Linked DNA regions of Homo sapiens: region 1 is linked to region 2. Evidence: read pairs that join two places in POLR2A ChIA-PET (ENCODE). Cell type or tissue: GM12878. All regions are shown on one strand. Each heading gives the region's core, and the rest is flanking DNA. Links, peaks and the distances in the headings are about the cores only.

Region 1 (7,960 bases), core at 3,616-6,115, 140 kb before region 2:
GTTTTAGACATCTGGGCCAAAAGGTAATGCCTCGGCCTGGATCTGTTCCACTGTCTAAACACACAAATCCAAAGCTATCTGGGAAGGTTGTGTTGAGGTGGGCCCATAAACTCCAAATACCTTACAAACTGTGCACATCAGGGAGTGTGTTGCCACAAACTATGGGGTTAAAAGTGACTGGATGAAAGTGCTTCAGAGAAGCCTTTGGCTTATTCCTTGAGTTGTTTAGGGTCAGACTTAAAACTGGCCAGGTGTGGTGGTGCATGCCTGTAATCCCAGCACTCAGGGAGACTGAGGCAGGAGGATCCCTTGTGCCCAGAAGGTCAAGGCTGCAGTAAGCCGTGACCATGCCATGCACACCAGCCTGGACAACAGAGCTGAGACCTTGACTCGAAAACAAAACAAAACAAAATTTTTTTAAGAATTAAAATAAATCTTTAGATATGTACCATCTCACTCTATAAAATACGCAGGGACATTCCAAACTCTCTATTCAGCACAAACGTCGTAAAGCAGCGCTGTGAATGGCTTGTTGGTGTTGGTACTGCTGCTGTGGGGAGCGGGGTGGCAGAGGCTCATACCAGGTGACCCAAGCACAGCCCAGAGCCCATGGGTGGAATTCTCACGGCCAGCACAGGCCCAGGCATACGGGGGCATGCAACAGACACGTGCTGCATGAATAAGGAGCCCCAGGTGACGCCATCCCACTGACCAGAACTCCCAGACCTCATAGAAGAGCCCATCTGCCACCAGGAGCTCCAAACAAGAGCTGGGCCCAGCGGCCACTGGCAGGGCCTGGGCACCCAAAAGTCACACTGCACACTCCCGTCTGCCCTGCACTCACTGCCATTTGGCAAGGTCTGTTTATTTTTAATAGTAAATTTTCATCCAGTTAAAATACACTCTTGTTATATAAACTTCTACTCCAATAACACTGAACTGTTGGAAACGACCCTCCATTGCCAGTGCTATTTTCACGGCCACCGACTCACAGTGAGCTGAGCCCTGGGCCGGTGACTCTGAGGAGGAGGAGGGGCCGCACAGCCCAGGGAGGCAGCCAGGGGCTCTGGGAGACCCTGGCTACCATGAAAAACCATTTGTCACTCACCCATTGAGCAGGTCAGGGCCTCCAAGCCCACCAGAGACGTGCTCACAACCCTCTTCAAGAAGCGCAGTCCCTGAATCGGGGTGGAGGGAGAAGTCCAACTCCTCCATAAGATCCGTAAGAGGTCCCCTGGGACCCTCGCCTTCCCTCCCCAGGATCATGTGTCACCCCAGGGACCAATCATGGTCTCCCCACTGATGGCGGTGGCCATACCCACAACGCGCACGCCACATTTCCCCAAACAAGCCGAGACAATGACAGCAACGAGCAGGACAAAAAATCGTGAGGTGAGAAGCCCAGGGGAGCAGCAGCAGGCTCCTGAACCAGCTGCTGAAACTGTCCTAACTGAGAAGGCATCCTCACACCTATCCTTTGTGGTTAAAAGATGCCGAAATGGCTTGGTGAGTTTGCAGACCACAGCCGCGGCCGGGCCTCTCGGTTCAGGTATGAACCAGGACGACTTTGCTCCCGCTCTGCCCTGACTCAGCCGCCAGGGCTCAGGGCTCAGAGTAGAGTGGACATGAGCCACCATGGAAGTGAATACGCCTCCCTGGCAACCGGCCCCCACTACAGGCGGCAAACCACCAAAGCAGTGAGAAGGCGAGTTATAAATCCCCCGGGGCTGTCTCACCAGCAAGCGCAAGGAAAACCAACAACCAATTTGCTTGTCGGGGTGAACTTATGGTGTGCTTTCCTTTCTTTCCTTTCCTTTCCTTTCTCTCCTTTCCTTTCCTTTCTCTCTTTCCTTTAATTTTTCTGTAGGACACCCACTCGCACTTCGTTTTTCAGCAGCAGTCCTGAGAGAGGAACCCTTTTGATTTTGAAGTTATTCAGTGTAACAGGCAGTAATGATGATCTTCCCAAACACACCTGCTATTTTCTGCTGCTTTTCCTACCCTGTATACATTCTAAATTCACCTAATAAGACATAAAGCAATAGGTTTTTGTGAACTCATGAAGATGACGGCGCTGCTGTTCACTGTCCTTGATTTAATCACAGCTGGTGCTCACATTTGCAGGACCCACATCCCCACAGAAAAGGCTCCCGCAGCACCCGGCAGACGCTGTGCTATCCACACCCCAGAGCAGAGCTCGGCCCCGGAGACCCCACTTCCCTAACAGATTGGCCAAGACCCTCAGCAATGCCAATGCCACCGCCAGCCCCCAGGGACTGTGAGGGTGTGCAGGGACCTGGCACTCAGCAGGACCCTGAGGCCAACTCACAGCCGCCAAGTGTGGCTGCTCCAGGGCCCAGCTCCACAGCCTGGAATCTGAACAGAATGTCAGTCTCTCCCAGCCCCTCCCCATCTGGTCTCCTCCAGCACCTCGCAGTCCCTCTGCCTGGGCGGGGGCATGGCACCTCCTCACCTCCTGCCAGTTCTGGCCCATGAGGGCACCTCCTCCCCGCGCCCTCCCCACAACCCTCCCTGAAGCCCTCTGCAGAGCAGCCGGCATGGCCAGGGAAGAGCATACAGGGAAGGGGGCACCAGGGAGCAGACAGGACCTGAGATACCAGAGCAGGGGAAGGAGGGCACCACCGCCCCGAGCCTGCGACTTCACAGAGCTCCAAGCTCAAGGCTCTGTCCCTCTCGAGGGGCCTCTGCAGCTGCCATCCATCCCCACAGGCCTGCAGAGCCAAGGTCTGGTCCTGGGCGTGGGGTGACTTTAATTCACCCTCGAGATGAGCCGTGGAAGCATGCCGCTCCTCACAGTGCCGTGGGCTCTGAGGGAAAGAGAAGCCAGCAGGGCTTTCTCCACCTCAAGAAAACCAGCTCCAGTTCATACTGGCCACACTCGTGCCGTGTGTGCAACACGCACCATGTTTCACGTGCTGGGAGCCGCAGGCGGCAGCCACATCCAGAACGCAGTCTCTGCCTGTCATGCAGAGGTGTGACGGGTGTGCAGGGAGCCGAGGCTGCACCTCGCTGTGACCCGACGAGCTGCTGGGTGCACACTCCTCACAGGAACTCTACGCACCTCATGGGGGGAGCCACCCCCAGGCCCAGGTTCACCTACGTGTCCTCCCACCTCCTGACAACACTGCCAGGTCTGTGCCCACTTCCAGAAGGGCTGCAGACAGGCAGCAGACAGGCCAGAGGTGGCGAGCGGGCCACGCAGAAGGTGCCTCCCAGGTTCCCTGGGTGCCAGGCCTGGCCCAGCCGTATCAAGCCCTGGACACCTGTGATGTGCAGAGGTCATGCCTGGCACCAACTGGGCGAGGGCGGTGCAGCAGGAGGAGGACGCCAGGCCCCAGAAGCCGCAGGTGAGCCTCACGGTGCACAGTGCAGGTGAATGCACCCCTCTTCACAGGAGGCCGCCAAGCCTGGCTCTTCGGCCCTTCCTGGGCACCACCTGATGTTTTGTGTTTTTAAACTTCCTTTCCTACTTAAACTGCAGACATGAGTTTGCCCATCATAACTAGAACCCTGAAGCTGACAAACCCACAAGGGAGGCTTTAAAATCATCTTGCCGGGATCTCCCAGCCACATCACATGCCCCTGAGGACAGGGCCAAGCCATCTGCTCCCCTCCCCAGGACCAACCCCTATTAAGTAAGAACTGCATCTACAGATCCAACGCAACCCCCAAAATTCCACCAGGGTTGTGTGTGTGTAGATTCCAGCAGGGTGGTGTGTGTAAATTCCAGCAGGGTTGTGTGTGTGTGTGTGTGTGTGTGTGTGTGTGTGTGTGTGGAAATTGACAAACTAATCCTAAAATCAAAACAGAAATGGAAGGACACCAGAATAGTCAAAACAATCTTGAATAAAAGACAACAAAGTTGGAACTCTCACTTTCTGATTTCAAAACCTACCTCAATGCTACAATGATCAGGTCTGTGGTACTGGCATAAGGACAGACACATAGATAATGAAACAGAATCAAGAGTCCAAAAATAAATCTATATATTCATGGTCAATTAACTTCCAACAAGGATGCCAAGACAATTCAATGAGGAAGAATAGTCTTTTCAAAAATGGTACCGAGACAACCAGATATGGATATGCAAAAGAATGAAGACCCCTACCTCACACCAGATACAAAAATTAACTCAAAATATTTCAAAGACCTACATGTAAGAGCTAAAACTATAAAAATCTAAAAAGAAAAAATAAGGGTAAATTTTTGTGACCTTGATTAGGAAATGGCTTCTGGTTATGATAGCTGAAGCACAAAACTTAAAAAAAACTAGCCAGGTGTGGTGATACAAGTCTGTAGTCCCTGCTATTCCAGAGGCTGGGGTGGGAGGATCACTGGAGCCCAGGAGGTCGAGGTTGCAATGAACCACGATCACACCACTGAACTCCATGAACTCCAGCCTGGGCAACAGGGGAAGACCCTGTCTCAAAAAAAAAAAAAAAAAAAGTGCTTCAAACGACACTATCAAAAAAGCGAAGACAACACACAGAACAAGAGAAAACATTTGTAAATTACATATCTATCTAATAAGGGTCTAGCATCCAGAATATGTAAAGATCTCTTTAAACTCAACAATTAAAAAAAAAAAAAGCCTGGGCATGGTGGTTCACACCTATAATCCCAGCATTTTGGGAGGCCAAGGCAGGAGGACTGCTTGAGGCCTACAGTTTGATACCAGACTACAGCATAGCAAGACCCTGTATTTACAAACTAAAACTTTTTAAAATTAGCCAAGCATGCTGACACACACCTGTAGTCCCAGCTACGTGAGACACTGCTGCTTGGGAGGTGGGAGGATACCTTGAGCCCAAGAGGAGGCTGCAGTGAGCTATCATCGCACCACTGCCCTCCGGCCTGAGCAACAGAGCGAGAATCTGTCTCTTAAAAAAAAAAATTAAAATGTGCCATGGATTTGAATAAGCGTTGCTTCAAAGCAGATCTACAAATACCCAGTAAGCACACGAAAGACACTCAACATGATTACTCATCAGGGAAATGCAATTCAAAGCCACCAGGAGATACCACTGCACACCCACCAGGACGGTTACAGTAAAAAAGATGGACAATCACGAGTACTGTTCTGTGATGTTGGAAGTCTGCAGCCCTCAGACACTGCTCACAAGAACGAAAAATGCTGCAGCTGCTGTGGAAAGAGTCTGGCAGTTCCTTAAAAAGTCAGAATTATCACGTGACCCAGCAACTCCACAAGCAGGTCTACACCCAAGAGAGCTGAAGACACATCGTGACCCAGCAATTCCACAAGCAGGTCTACACCCGAGACAGCTGCAGACACAGGTTCACACAGCAACTCCACAAGCAGGTCTACACCCAAGAGAGCTGGAGACACATGTTCACACAGCAACTCCACAAGCAGGTCTACACCCAAGAGAGCTGAAGACACATCGTGACCCAGCAATTCCACAAGCAGGTCTACACCCGAAAGAGCTGGAGACACATGTTCACACAGCAACTCCACAAGCAGGTCTACACCCAAGAGAGCTGGAGACACATGTTCACACAGCAACCCCACAAGCAGGTCTACACCCGAGAGAGCTGGAGACACAGGTTCACACAGCAACTTGCACATGGACACTCATGTCCATCCACTGATGAACAGATACATGAAATGTGATCTCCGCACAATAAACAGCATTCAGTCATAAGGAAGAAGCACAGGTGAGCCCAGAACACACGTGCTGAGTAAGTGGAGTCCCTGGAACACACATGCTAAGTAACTGAGGTCCCTGGAACACACGTGCTGAGTAAATGGAGTCCCTGGAACACACGTGCTGAGTAACTGAGGTCCCTGGAACACACGTGCTGAGTAACTGAGGTCCCTGGAACACACGTGCTGAGTAAGTGAGGTCCCTGGAACACACGTGCTGAGCACGTGAAGTACGATGCGAAGGCCACACGCTGTTTGATTCCATTTGCATGAAACATCCAGGTCAATCCACAGAGACAGAAGTGGCTTCGTGGTTGGCGGAAGGGGGGAAAGGAGGGTGTCATCAAATGGGTACTGGGTTTCTTTCAGAGGTGATAAAAACATTCTGAAATCAGGGGCGAAGGTCACACGACCTTGTGAACACGCTAAAACACTGAACTGTAGGTTTTATGGTGCCTGAATTTTGTCCTAATTAAAAGTAATATCGACAACAATAAATGCAGCCAACACAGGCTTCCCCAAATGACAGGACTAACCCCCCACTGATGGGGCAGATTTACCACGTGTGCGCTTCACTCAGCAGGGCCGGGGAGAGGGGATGGAGCTGGCCCTAAGAGAGCTGCCACAGCTCCGAAGCCACCGACGGCCCCGAGCGGCGGGCAGCCTTCCTCCAGAGGCGAGCACACCACCACGTCTGTGTGTGATCAAGGACCATGAGGCAGTGAGTGGCCAGCCGGGCAAGCTCAGGGACCCTCAGGAAGCTGGCTGGGCAGGAGGCGGGGACAGAGAGGGCATGGGCCAGAGGACGGGGCTGGACTGTCCCGAGGAGGCCGATGGGTCTGGGAGGAAGGCTCCAGCTGGCTGGGCTCGACCAGGGTGGGCACCGTGAGCAGAGGACTTCCCTAAGGGGTGTGGAGGGAACGGCAGCTCCCAGAGCCACACACCCATGGCCCCGGAGGCTGCAGCGCACAGCTGCCTGAGGGTTCCACCTGGGAATCACCACTGCAAGGCGACTGCCGGCTTCAAAAGCCACATGGAATATCCTGGTCCCACGCTGACCCTGAGGAGTTTAGGCAAAGGATGTCAAGAAGCTGGTCAACTGCATGCGATGGCAGCGAGGCTAGGCTAGCACTGAGCCCAATGCTGCCAAGGCTACCGCCTCCCTACCTGGAGCGTCCCCCAGCTCCAGGGAGAAGGAGGAAGGGCTCCTCCAACAGCGCTCCTCATCGGCAGCTGCAGCTGGCCTCTCTCCACACCTGGAGCTCTTCCAGCCACAGGAGACTGGACATGAGGGACAAGTGGACCCCATGCATATGGACCACCCGCCCCCAGAGGGAGCCTGATGGAGACTCCGGTCTCTACTGCACAGGAGCCGACGTGGACGTGGCTTCAGGAGGCAGAAATACCAACACACCATGCAGCTGTCAGGGCCTGAGGAGGGGGACTGGATGTCAGGCGAGGATCATGTGGGATTAACCATGATTAGCCCCGGAGCGAGTGGCCTCTCAGGAGAGCGTGGGCCGGGGGGGAGAGCCCCAGAGCGTGCTCAGCGCGTGGGCCGGGGACACCCGGAGCAGCTTGGGGAAGTCGCGGCTCTGCGTGGCCCTTGGCACACCCCATCACATGCGCAGCTGGCGGGAAGGCTATCAGGACACAGAGCGCCCCTTCCCTGCTGACACCTCCAGGTACTCTGACCTGCCCTGCGGAGCCTCCACCTGGACAGCCAGGTGGCTTTTACTACCAGTTAAGAAGACACGGTGGCCATGTTTAGGTTCTACAGCAATTTAATTTTTCATGGGTGAGAATCTTCTCACTTTCAACAGTGAAAATGACCACAGTCCAGCCCCCAGGTCCACTGGGAAGACAGGGACTAGAATTCTCGCAGCAGGAGGCGGGCACGCGGGACAGACTGAGGGAGCACAGGGCCTCACCTGGCTCTGTCCAGCCTGGCGTCACTCCCGCCATAAGCCGTGGCTGCCACACTCTGAACAGAGACCCAGGGTAAGATGCACACTTTAGGCTATGGCCCTCCCCGCCCAGGCCCAGAGGCATTCAACAGAAAACTATGGTAAGTACCTCCAGGACTCACCTCCCTGCAGCCCGAGACACTCGGGCCCCTTTTAACCCAAATATGGTCTGACCCCTCAAAATGACCTCACAACCTGTGGTTACACCCTAAGTCTGACAGACATCAATTCCATAGGCACCAGGTTCAAACCAGCACTCAATGACCCTCTGCACTTGCTGGCATCAACATCAACTCAGAAAAGAGGC
Region 2 (7,960 bases), core at 3,340-5,839:
GGTCACAGTGATAGTGATGGTGATGATGATAGTGATGACAGTGATAGTGGTGATGATGATGGTGATTGTGATGACAGTGATAGTGATGGTGTGATGATGGTGATAGTGATGATGATGATGATGGGGATCGTGGCACACCTGAGCTAACCTTTTGGGCCAGCAGCGCCCCCTGCCACTTGCTGGACACCCCAGGCGCCGGCATGCTGGTTGCTCCCCTGCTGTCTCCCAGCTCTCAGGCAGTAACTCTCTCAGTCATGTGAAGACATTGAAATGCAGCCGTCGTGCCTGGCATGCGGTTGGGCATTAATTACATCTCCTTTTGCAAAGCCTAATCAACTTCTCCTAATTAACCTGTTTCCTGTCAATGTGAAATAATTGAATTCACTCGGAATTGGCTGTGCACATAGAGCCATCAGAAGCCTACGTGGCTATTTGTAATGGTGGAGATTTTGCAAACAACATACCTTGTTTTGAAAACACATTTTCAATCCCTGTGGGCATATGTCCCTCTGATGCACAAGCTTTCCGTGCTTTCCTAGAGCAGGGATGCTTCATTCATGGGGTCTGTGAACTTGGACGAGAAAAAGCAACATCTCTATTTTACTAAGCTCTGACTGAAATCTGGCATTTCCTTCCACGAGGAACGCCAGCCATCCCAGGGCTTTATCTCAAATAGAAAACACAGGTGTGTTTGTATCACTTTGCAGTTGTTGCAGGTTTTTCAAACTTGTCCACACTCACCTCCACCTCTAAAACTCAGGGGCTGCTGGACGCTGGGTTTTGTTATCCAGTGCGACGTGTAATGCAGCCACTGCCACCCTCACACATCTGCTTTGTTGATATTTTGACATCTGCTTCACTATGGCTGTTTTCCTTGGTGGCCGTATGTGTTTTTGTCCAAGTAAATCATGAATGGTAGAGCGCAGGGATTTCTAGGGCAGTGAAATGATTCCATACGATACTGTGATGGTGGACACACGGCATCGTGCATTTGTCAAAACTGATGGAACAGCAGCAGTGGTCCCCAACCTTTTTGGCACCAGGGACCAGGGACCAGTTTTATGAAAGACATTTTTCTTATAGACCAGAGGCTGGGGGGGGCGATGATTGGGGATGAAACTGGCCCACCTCAGGTCATCAGGCATTAGATTCTCGTGAGGAGCTCGGAGCCTAGCTCCCTGGCATGGGCAGTTCACAATAGGATTCATGCTCGTATGAGAAGCTAATGCTGCCGCTGATGTGACGGGAGGTGATGCTCAGGTGGTAATGCTTTGCCTGCCCACCTCTCACCTCCTGCTGTGTGGCCTGGTTCCTAACAGGCCCTGGACTGGCACCAGTGCCGATGCAAATGACGGGCATAAGGGCACTGTGGGTGGGGGCTCAGGGAATGCCCTGTGCTACCTGCTCCCTGCTCTGTAAACCAAAAACTGCTCTACAAAATAAAGTCTATTCACTTAAAAAAAAAACTCTTAATTATGAAAAAAATTATCCCCATGCTGTCAAAACGCCCCCTCCCCACAGGAGCAGATGCTCTAGGGACAGCTGGCCCAGGCTCAGGCCAGCTGAGCCCCTTGCCAGCAGGCGTGCAGCCCACGCCTGCCGGAACAGGGGAACAGCATTGGCCTCTGTGTCCTGGAACAGGGTGGGATGCCTGGGGCAGCACAGCCCCCAGATCTATGGCCAGGTACAGCCACCGGCAGTGAACACCTCCGGAGGTGGCCTGCAAGGAAGGAACGGTCACGTCGTTGAAAGTGCAATTCAGCATCCACACGGCACACGCACGCGCACACGTGGGTACACAGCATCCACACGGCACACACACGCGCACGCGTGGGTACACAGCATCCACACGGCACAAGCACGCGCACGCGTGGGTACACAGCATCCACACGGCACACACATGAGCACTCATGGGCACACAGCATCCATATGGCACATGCACACACACACGGGTACACAGCATCCACATGGCACACGCAAGGCACACATGGGCACACAGCATCCACACGGCACACGCACGGGCACACAGCATCCACACGGCACACACACGGGCACACGGCATCCACACGGCACACGCACGTGGACACACGGGCACACGGCATCCACATGGCACACGCACGGGCATGCGGCATCCACACGGCACATGCAAGGCACATGGCATCCACATGGCACACGCACGCGCACACGGCACCCACACGGCACACGCACGGCACACGCACGCGCACGCAGGGGCACACGGCACCCACACGGCACACGCACGCGCAGGCACGGGCACACGGCATCCACACGGCACACGCACGCACACGCATGGGCACCCAGTCGCACATGCGTGTCAGTATCAGCAAGCAGCCCCACTGCAGGACAGGCCCAGTATGCTCCTTTCCCAGTTTTGAGGAGCTGAAATTCTTCCTTAATCTAAATGTTTTCCGTTCGGAACGCACACGTGTTGTGTTTTTTCCACAGTCATTAGATTCAGAGTAATTAAACCAAAACGCTCATTTCTGGAAAGAGACAAAGTATTTTGAGTTTCTACATCAATATTTAACATCTGCCTAACATTTTATATGCTGCCCTGGTGGGTAAAACGATTTCTACTCTCCATAAAGATGGACTCTGCCACAAATCCCTCAAGAAAGAAAGATATTTTCTTGTGAAGAGTCAGCCATAGTGTCTGCCTTACGTAGAGCTTGACAGTTTTTTTTCTTATTTTAAAATCTCAGAGCCAAATTCAGTTCGACAATCAAGCTAAATGATTAGTCGGCTTTAGAGCTGATGTGTGTGAAGTTGGAATTTAGCACATTAAATATTTCAGGGAGAAAGTGCGCAACGTGAGACAGAAAGGCAGAGGCTTCCTCTAGAACTCAGCCTGGAGTGGTTGCAGGAAAATGCGCCAATTAGCAGGGGCTTCGTTCTCGCCAATGTGACAGCTCAGAACATTTGCAATCCATTTTGGAGGATGAGAAAGGAATACTGTGCTCCCCTTCGTGCAAAAACCAAGCCATGCAGAACAAAATTACAGGCCAGGAGGACATGCCAGGGCCTGTATGGACAGTGCTGGATGGTGCAGAACCCACGTGCTGGGTCCCTGTGTGCTCATGCCCATCCAGAGATGCCCTGGGGACACAAACAGGCCCTCAAATGCAGAGGGCCTGTCCAGGGAGCAGGTGAGAGGGAAACGCAAAGACAAGTGGTGCCTCCAGGGTGGCCCAGCTCAAGCCTGCCAGAGCACACCTGCCTCGGCACCGGGGCTTCCGGGACCCCACCACTGAATGCCAGGCCACCCCAGGCAGGGGACAGGCTGCGAGAATGGGCCTCAAGCCCTTGCTGATCTCCTCGCCAGCCACAGTGGGACAAGCTCTGATGGGGCAGCAGGGCCCTACTCACCCCATGGGCAGCCACTGGTTAGAGATACCCCGGCCGCCTGGGTGCCCAAGCCGAGCCTCCCCTGGGGGCCGTGTGCGTCCCATTTGGAGTCCCCACCATGCCCACTGTCCTCTCCACAGCTGCTCTGGTGGGTGGGGTGCTGGCCTACCAGGGTGCAGCAGGGACACCAGGAAGCTCAGCACCTCACTCAGCACCTGCTCTTCAGGCTGAAGCTGGCAGCGGGACCACCTCCACTTGCCTAGGACTGCAGAGCACAACCTGGCACCCTCCTGAAGATGACGCACATGATCATGACCCACAGGACCCAGCGGCTCCACCCCCAGGGGTGAGCCTGAAAGAAGCAAAAACACACAGCCACACACACACACACAGCCACACACACAGCCACACACACACACACAGCCACACACACACAGCCACACACACAGCCACACACACACACAGCCACACAGAGACTGCAGGAAAGCTCACAGCAGCTTTGTGCACAGCAGCCAAAAGGCAGAGACAGCTCACATGTCCACAGACTGACAGATGGACAAACACCATATGTTCACCCACATGGGGAGCATCATTCAGCATAGAAAGGAATGGGGCACAGGCACGCGCCAACACGGGGGCATCGTGAAAGCACTGTGCTCGGCGAAGGAAGCCACACACGACCGCCTGCCAGAACACATGCTACACACAACGGTGTGTCACACACAACCACACATCACACGGAACACGTTACATGCAATGGTGTATCACACACAACCACGTCACACGGACCACATGGAATGCATGTTACAATCATAAATCACACAAACCACATGTCACATGGAACATGTGTTACACACCGTATCTTACACATAACTGCACGTCATACAGAATGTGTGTTACACACAACTGTATCTCACACACAACCGCACATCATACAGAACGCATGTTACACACAATCATATCTCCCACACAACCGCATGTCACATGGATGAAATGGAACGCATGTTACACACAATCATAAATCACACACAACCACATGTCACACAGAACGCAGAACAGGGAAGTCCCCAGAGACGGAAGCAGATGAGGGACTGCTTAGGCCTGGGGAGGAGGGTGATGGCTAAAAGCTGTGGGGTTTCTTTCTGAGGTGAAGCGAATGTTCTAAAAGGGCCCGTGGGGATGTTGCCCATCTATAAACACGCTGAAAGCCATGGACGTGTCCACTGGAAGGGGAGGGATCATATGATATGTGAGCTACGTCTCAAAGAAAGCTGTTTTTTCAAAAAGACTTGTTTCCCGTCTCCCCCGAGGGCTTCCTGGACTCCTGTTGCTTGTCTCTGTCACGAATCCTCACCCCAAAATCATAGGATGAACACCCCAAAGAAATCATGAGAACTCTTCTCTTTGTAGCAAACCACCAAAGGAGAAATTCATGCTTGAAACTGTATCCAAACGGATCAGGGGCCCAAGGGCTGGATGATCTTCACCGCAGCTGGTCTCTGAAAACATGCCTTGTGACCTGCAGTGAGGAGTCCGCATCTGTCTGTGCCACCTGCTGAGACTGTCCTCTCTCGGGCTCCCATGGGGGCTGCGGGCTGGAGCGGGGCCAGGAGGGAGGGGGATGGACGGCTGGGAGGAGGACAGACACCCACACCTCGGTGACAGGTGACAGGCGTTGGCTTGGGCAGAGCCTCGGTGACCTGCCTAGGTTTTCTTCCCCAAAGCAGATCCCAGCTGCGTCTGCACCCAGCAGGCCCCAGAGCCTTCTCCTCCGTGGGGGGGTGGGGGTAAGTCCCCTCCTGCTGGGCTGCCAGGCCTCAGGCAGCCTCGACGCAGCTCTGCACCCAGCTCCCGGCTCCCACAGAGAGCCCTGCAGCTACAGCCGGGGCGGCAGCTTCCAGTGGGCTTCCTGGACCCCTGTCTCCCAGCCACGCCGACCGCAGCCACTATGTGGCTCCTTACAGTCCTCCCCCGGGACCCCTCAGCCCCCACTGGCCTCCGTCTCCCCATCCTGGTGCCCCTCTGCTCTCTGTGGGTCTCCATGGGTCACCCCACTGCCCCGTTCATCTCTCCGTCCTGGCGCCCTCTGCCCTCCGAGGGTCACCCCCGCCGCCCTCTCATCTCTCAGGTCTTGTCCCTGCCTGGCAGCGGGTTGAGCACTGGGCCCACTCCTGGGCCTCCCAGCTCCCTTGGGACCATCTCTCTCACCTCTCCAGCCCCTCCAGCTGTGGACACTGACCCCTGCCTGGCTATGGGGCTCTAGGGCAAGCCCCTCCGGCTCCAGGCCTTCAGCCCCCTCCCCCCAGCCACACCCAGGAAGGAAGGAAGCCCCCACTGCTCTGCCCCTTGGAGGGTCAGCGACGCCTGCCCGCACAGGGAAGCTCTCCTGCCTCCCTTCGTGGTTGGGGAACTGGCTGCCCTGGGTGAGGCCCTCAGGCCTCACCCGCCTCTCTCTGCGGAGAAAAGGCCCGTGGTAGCAGCAGGCGGGGCTGGGGCTAAAAATAACTCTGCTGGGGCAGAGGCTGGCTGGTGAGGCCGCCTCTGTAGGGTGGGGGCGGGAAGGGAGACCGGCCCTGGGACAGCCTCAGCTGGAGCCCAGGGGCGGTGGCCCCAAAGGCCAAGCAGGAGGCCCACTGACCTGACCTCCCCCCGCAGAGAAGCTGGGCAGGGAGCAGGAAGTCCATCTGGGGTCAGGGCGGTGGGGCCCCCCCAGCTGCAGCCCCCTACTTCCAGCCGGGTATTGATCGGCTTGAAGCTCCTTGGGGCACAAAGGAGCTTAACCCTCCTGAGCAGATGACGGCCACGCTCAGGCCAGGGGCAGGGCCCCATCTGCGTCGGCCTCTCCGGAGTGCACCCTTCCCATGGCTGGGGGTGGGGCTGGGGCCGGGGCCGCAGGGTGCAGGGAGCCCAGCGGGAGAGCCCAGCCCTGCCGCGGCTCCTCCCTCAGTGTCCACGGGGAGATGCCCCTGGCCACAGGCAGCCGTTGGCACCTCAGACCTGGGGCAGGAAGGGGAGGGAGCCCCCGGCCACAGGAAGCCACGGAAGGGTGAGCTGGGCACAGAGTTCCAGGGTGACACAAGGCCAGGTCTGCAGAGCAAACATCTGTTAATGCCCAGAAAACTCACCCGGGAAGAAATACGCAAAAGGCCCACAGGGTGTGAGACTGCGGGAGATTCTAATTTTCTTTTTTTTTTTTGCTTTTCTTTATTTTGCTAATTTTTTCCCCCCACCAACAGGGGTTATTTTATAATCAAAGAAACAGAAAACCCTCGCAGAAAAGGGAAGTGCTGGCTGGGGTCCTGGCCACGGTGCCGTCCAGGCAGGATTTGGAAGGGTCCTGGGCTTTGGAGTCCAGGAACCAGCTGTGGCCCCCCGGGTCTCAGCCTCCCCAGCTGTAATGCAAAGTATGCACCCCCAGTGAGGACTCCTCACCTGCTCTTGCCCCTCCCCAGCCATCCCACCACCACCCAGCAGGGCCTAGGCTGCGGGGCTTGCACTGTGAGAAGCCCAGGCAAGGAGGTGACGCAGAGGCCCTGGCCCAGCCCACACAGCCAGGCCACAGAGCTGGAGCCCAGGGCGACCTAGTCTCTGTCCCCAGAAGGCAGACCAGGACTCCAGCCCCAGGAGCCCCACACAGGCCTTGACTCCCTCTCCTGGACCACGCCAGGGTCCCCCTAGATGGCGGGCAGGGGGTTGTGGGCAGGGCCTCCGGGAGATGGGACCAGCAGAAATGGAGCCACCTGGGGGAGGATCTGCAGCAAGAGGAGGAAGATGAAGAACAAGAGGAAGAGGAAGAAGAGAAAGAAGGCTGGAGAGCAGCACCCCAGGCCACGCCACCCACTGCGTCCAGCCCAGCTCTTCCACGCCAGGCCACGACAACCCCTGCGTCTACCCCAGCGCCCATGCCAGCCCCTGCTTCCAGCTCTGTCTGGGGTGGGTTGGAAGTGTGACCCTCAGAGGTAGGGATTGGGGCTCAGGCTGGGACCAGAGAGTGACAGAAAACAGACCGTGCTCCCTGCACCTGCCACCCCGTGTCCTCCCACACGGCCTGGTCCATGTCGAACACGGTAACAGCTGGCCTCAGCAGAGGAGGGACAGCAGCAGCCCTGGTGGAGACGGGATGCTGGTGACCCTGCGGGGCTGGTGGTGCCAGCAGTGCCTTCCCTGCTCCCGGAGGAGTTGCCCTGGGCCCCCAGCACAGCGGCTACTGGGGTCACAAACGTACCCCAACCCCGAAAGCTCCTTGGAAGGCTAAAGGGCCAGAGCCCTCTCCACGACAAACCCTGGGAAGACAGCCAGGGTTGGCTCTGTTCTGAGCGAGGAAGTCTTGCCAGGTGGGGTGCTTGGGAGGCTGGACCCAGAGCAGGGGAGACCCAGAGCAAGAGAGGCCCAGGACCAGCTCCGGGCAGCCCCGCTGAGGCCCCAAGCCCCCTGCCGCACAACCCACTTTGCACCCAGGACCTCGTACTGACTAGGGTTGGCTCCCCAAGGGCCCCTCCCCCAGGAGACCCCTCCTCCAGGCCCCTCCCCCAGGAGACCCCTCCTCCAGGCCCCCCCCCAGGAGACCCCTCCTCCAGGCCCCTCCCCCAGGAGACCC

Evidence for each region. ChIA-PET counts read pairs that join two places held together with the same protein. Peaks named below come from ENCODE experiments on the same cell type or tissue, not always from the same donor. Only the 100,000 strongest peaks of a DNase experiment are listed, where the experiment ranks them.
Region 1: POLR2A ChIA-PET joins it to region 2 with 11 read pairs; 3 of 35 experiments call an interaction of 5 or more read pairs at or near these places.

The regions. Positions count from the first base shown.
Region 1 is chr10:132,557,560-132,565,519 of GRCh38, reverse strand. All of the region lies in intron 1 of INPP5A (inositol polyphosphate-5-phosphatase A), which reads right to left. Among named protein-coding and RNA genes, the nearest start is that of INPP5A, 24 kb to the right of the region's middle. RefSeq lists an enhancer at 5,200-5,249. In GM12878, for the core only: no CTCF peak of the experiment used is centred there; a DNase peak (open chromatin) is centred at 4,921.
Region 2 is chr10:132,419,553-132,427,512 of GRCh38, reverse strand. No RefSeq gene overlaps it. Among named protein-coding and RNA genes, the nearest start is that of LINC03068, 21 kb to the left of the region's middle. RefSeq lists enhancers at 3,327-3,853, 4,671-5,574, 7,385-7,960 and silencers at 6,032-6,091, 6,122-6,181, 6,212-6,261. In GM12878, for the core only: no CTCF peak of the experiment used is centred there; DNase peaks (open chromatin) are centred at 4,372 and 4,909; H3K27ac peaks cover 1,084 bases.